Regions from separate parts of the Homo sapiens genome. Here region 2 is linked to region 1. Evidence: chromatin loops called from intact Hi-C (ENCODE). Cell type or tissue: Caco-2. All regions are shown on one strand.

The links. Hi-C counts contacts between places; a loop is a spot of excess contacts. Peaks named below come from ENCODE experiments on the same cell type or tissue, not always from the same donor. Only the 100,000 strongest peaks of a DNase experiment are listed, where the experiment ranks them.
Region 2: it touches region 1 in a loop (18-fold over the local background); 3 of 110 quality-filtered maps call a loop at or near these places.

The regions. Positions count from the first base shown.
Region 1 is chr7:104,088,622-104,091,121 of GRCh38, forward strand. No RefSeq gene overlaps it. Among named protein-coding and RNA genes, the nearest start is that of RELN, 100 kb to the left of the region's middle. In Caco-2, no CTCF peak of the experiment used is centred here; a DNase peak (open chromatin) is centred at 1,230.
Region 2 is chr7:103,659,489-103,661,988 of GRCh38, forward strand. It overlaps RELN (reelin), which reads right to left. Exons shown (of 65, transcript NM_005045.4): 12 at 1,888-2,039. Among named protein-coding and RNA genes, the nearest start is that of SLC26A5, 210 kb to the left of the region's middle. RefSeq lists an enhancer at 1,113-2,312. In Caco-2, no CTCF peak of the experiment used is centred here; a DNase peak (open chromatin) is centred at 1,213.

The DNA of each region.
Region 1 (2,500 bases):
CCAGCCCGGGCAACGGAACAAGACTCCGTCTCAAAAAAAAAAAAAAAAGGTAACACGTTCAGTTAAATACCCATTTACCCACAGATACATTCACCATCACTGGTGTTACTGAAAGATTTAATCTGCTGGTTAGGTGTGTTTCTGAGAATATCTTTGTTTAGTCTGAATTGAAAAAACTCAAACCTCTCCTTGGGCTCTCCTTGCCACAAAACCCTTGTGGAAACTTATTACAAGAGTACACTTTTGCAAATAATTGGTATTTTTAAGCCTTCTATGTTTTTCTTAATTTGTAGTTTGGTATTATTAAACAACGTACTCCATGACAGTAGCTTTGAAACTGTTTTTGATTATGACCCACATAAAAAATACATTTTACCTTACAACTCACTACACATATACAGGTGTGTGTTTGTGTGTGTGGTATGTCAAACAACAAAAGTTTTATGAAACAGTATTTACCCTTACCACATGCAATGCATGCTGATATTTTCTATTCTTTCCTTTTATAAAGATGCTGAGTAATCTACCTAGCTGATACCCAGCTGATGTCACAACTCAATAATGGTTCCCAATCTGCAGTTTGATCAACATTGTTCAGAGAAAAGACAGTCTTATCACACCAGAGTAATACCAGAATAGGATCTCAGTTTGTCCCCTGATAACCCTAGCTTTGAATGAGACGCTACCCCATTTTGAGTAACCTCTAAGCCTTGCATTCTTTTCTATTTTCCTTCTTCTGTAATAATCTCAGATGCCACCTACCATAGGTAAATACAAACATTCAAAGAGATAAGACAGTAATCCTGTAGTAGTATCAGTCACAGACTTTTTAAAAAACTCCTCCTCTGGAACATAACATTCTATAAAATTGGTGGTTATGTAATCAGCAATCAAGAGAAGGGCAAATATTGAAAAAGAAAGAGTCCCACAAAAGCAAAACACAAATAGCATTAACAGTTTACACTCTCTCTCTCTCTAGTCTTGCTTTTTATCCTTCGTCCTCCCTAATGTCAATTTTTTTGCCCAGTGGGTAGAATATAGTTGCCTTCTTTACCCTAATGTCTGCTTTCTTTCCCAGAAAGTTGCTTTTCTGTTAGACTCATGGCAGCCTTCCATGCAGTCTCTCCCCATTCTTGTCTAGCACTCTCTCTGAATAATGGAAGCTCTTTTATTCAATCCCGGGCACTAGCTCTCACTTGACTCCTCACCCACTAATCAATCACTCATCGCCCAAGGATTCCCAGTAAACTCTGGCTCCCCTTCCTCCCCTGCCAGAACATCTTTTCAGCTTTCATCAGACAAAGGCACATGATTACATAGCCAACATAGACAAGAATAACACAAAACAAAGGAAGGGTTTAAAAAAAAAAAAGTTGATTTCATTGCAGACAACATAGAATTCTATTGGGCAGATATTATCCACTGTATCAACTCAGCATAAGATAAAGATTTTATTTGATTTACCCAGGGATGAGGTGAAATTAATTGAGCAATAGCGAATTCCCTGCTCCTGCTCTTGCTGGAGGAAAAGTCCCTTTAGTAGTTATGGCCTTTCGGTTTGACTGTACATACACGGACCTTGCTAGTGAGGTTGTGTTATTTTTTATCTTCCATCTTACCACTTCTGAATTTTGTTAATTGCTTTTCCTTTTTCTACAATGAATCTTTTATTTTACTCAGACACCCAAACTAAATAAAAATTAAATCTGTAACTCAGAGTGGAGTAGAAGTATATCATCAACTTCCTGTTCAAAACATGTTGTTTCAGCATTTGCCATATTATCGTTTTGGAATCCATACTTAATTATATTATTCTACCTAAAAATATTGGCTAGATAACTTTAATATCAGGTGGACAAAGCTCAAAAAGAGAATTAACCTATTTGGGTCTTTTTGCTTTATTGTTTTTTTCCATGATTTTAATTAATAGATACCCATATATATTTTTTCTAACATTATATAGTGGTATAAAAATAAAAGTGAAAATCAACTATTATTTTGCCCCCTAGACATAACCACTGAAAACACTTTGGTATAGTCATGGAGACATTTTATATATATATATATATGTATGTATGCCTCACACATATTAATGCAATATTTTAGGAAATCTCAAAAGTAGTTGCCGTTAAGTGATTAGAGTAGAAATAATTTTTTCCCCATTTCTTTACATTTTTCTCTGCTTTTTAGATTTTTAGTAATGTCCATACATTGGTTGTAAGTCATAATAAATGAAAGTAAAAAAGTAAAACGGCTAGCCAAGGAGCCATAGCAAGGAGAGAGGTCATTTTGCTGGCAGAGCAGATGGATGGTAGGGGAGGTAGGGTGCTGGGGAAAGAGGAAGGAGTGTAGGTAGGGTGGGGAGGGGTCTACAGAGGAAGGAAGTTCTGACTAATCATACCTAATCTTCAGCTCCTGTTGTTGTTTGTTCAAAACTTTCATACTTGGGGGCACCTTCACAGTCACTTTCAAATATATGTTTATATTTTCCAGGACTTCA
Region 2 (2,500 bases), 430 kb before region 1:
ATGACATACCTTTATTCTTGTGCCCTTTTTTCATAATGGCTTAGCTTGGAATTCTCTTCCTTAAATTTAAATCATGCCCATCCTTCAAGGGTGAGTTCAAATGCCATCTCCTTCATGAAGCTTTACCCTAATCCCTCCACTGCAATTACAGCTTCCTCTATACTCTCATAGCATTTCATTCCATTACAGCACACTGCATTCTACCTTATAGTCAGATGGTACTTGTGGGTGGGAACTCAGATTAATTTTTATATCAATAACAACAGAGATATACTGAGTCTAAATATTTATTTGGCAGTTTTGAGTGCTTTTCATACATTAACTCATTTGACCAGCAACTCTGTGATTTAGGTGACATTATTCTCCCCATTTGTATTCTCCATATATCCTGGCTTAAGGCTCTATATTCAGTAGGCATTCCTTACTGTTTTAATTGAATGAAGAGGCTTTTACTTGGGATAATGTACTTCTTTGGGCTCACTCAAATCAATTCCCCATCATAGTAATACTGTTTTAATTCATTGATTAATAATATGCTTTGTTCCAGAAAAAATTAAAGATTAATCTTATATAAAGACAATTATATAAAGGAACTTATATAATGATGACTTAATCTCATATAAATCACCAAATATGGTTAATTTATTATAATAAAATCAAAATATGGTATGAAATACATTGTGTCAAAAATGGGGAAAAGGGAAAAAACTTAAATTAGGCTGGCATACTAAATGTTTATTACAACTTTTTTGGAGGAGGGCTTAAGGTTTTCCAGGAATCCCTTTTGATAAAATGAGAGCCAGTTTGAATTCTAATTATGTAAAGAAAATGAGCTCTGGGCCTTTAAATAGACAAACCAGTTCAGAGTGAAGGTGAGGTTGTCCTTAAATGTGAGACTATATTACTTTATTTTATATGCACAATTTCTCTGTTATCAAACACATAATTATGGAAAATGAGTTAGCATCACATAGGTAATATGCTTGAGAGCATGATACAATCTGAGGTTTCCCATGCAACCCTGAGCTGTATGATTATCAAAAAGGTGAAGTGAGGAATACAAGAGAAATAAATCGTCAATGCTGAAGTTAGACTCAGGAGATCTGTTTGTCCTGATGAACTGACATCTTTGCTAGTAAGTTCAAAGGTAGACAGTGTTTATTTCCTGTTTCACTTCCAGATATTGCCTGTGCTTTTCCAGTCACTCAACAAAGAAGGCATGTGACACCTACTCACATTTCTGGAATGACATCAGTGAGAGAATATGTAACTGTGGCTCTTGTTGACTAAAAGGATTAACTTTGGAGGTCACAAAGTTCAACCTTCTAACTCCTTTTTGGGTAATTTTCCAACTATCTTTATTTGCTCTACAATACTTTGAAGAAAACTATAACTTATGAACACATGTTTTTCTTAATGTGTTTGCAAACATATTAGAAAATAGAGAGTATTATTAAAGTATTAACCTAAATTTCTCAGCTTCCTACTACAAAAGAGTTATGCAATGATGAGATATTCATGAAAACAAAGGCTCACCTTGATGACTATTTTTGGGGGGAAGCTGGGAAAAAGAAATCGCTTTGTTTTAGCTTATCTCTCATTGTCTTTTCAGCTATGACCATGGAGGGAGAGGTGGAAGGAAGGTATTATGGCATTTCTTCTTCAGGCCTCATCATGGCAAGCCATGACTAGATCTCTTTAGGTTGGCTCCAGCGGGGCTGGCCTGAAACACGGGGGAGTACCACAGGCTTCTGCTCTGTCTGGAGAGCTCACGTTTCATGAATTTTCATTTTACGTAGTTGACAACAAACAATCTTACTTCCTCAGGAATAGGTGCTGGCCTAGGATTTGCCCCACGGTGAACAAAGTTTGTGAAAATGTACTTACCCATCACAAAGTAAAACCTCAGGTTCCCATAACCGGTAGTGTCCATGGATGGAGTGCATAATTTCCTCTCTCCATCTTTGAGGAAGACCATTGATAAGCCTGATTCTATCGTTCCACATTCTGTACCAATGACAGCTCCCAAGACATCCCATCTAAAAAAAAAGGGGGATTAAGAGTTAGAGTTAGAATATTAAGCCAAATCTTTATAAAGAATAACATTTAGTTTTTAGTGAGGGACACTTACTTACTTAGTAATGAATAATTCTGAAATAAAGATATGGCACTTTATTTAGGCAATGATTAAACTTTAAACACAAATTTTAGGTAGTGAATACACTTTAAACACATTACATTCACAGTTATAGTTTTCCTGTAGAGGGATGAATTTAATCAATCTTGTATACGGTGTGTCTACTTGTGATCAGAGCCATGCTCCAGACTGAGATACTTTTCATTCTTTAAGTACTTATAGTTGAGTTGGGAAATCAATGAACTAAGGAAACAGTGAATTATAAAAGACAGACTCATAATATAAATACTTGTATGATGTTTTACCTATTGAAAATAGTAATAAAATGAAAAGTCATAAGAATTGGCAAAAGTCTAGCAAGTT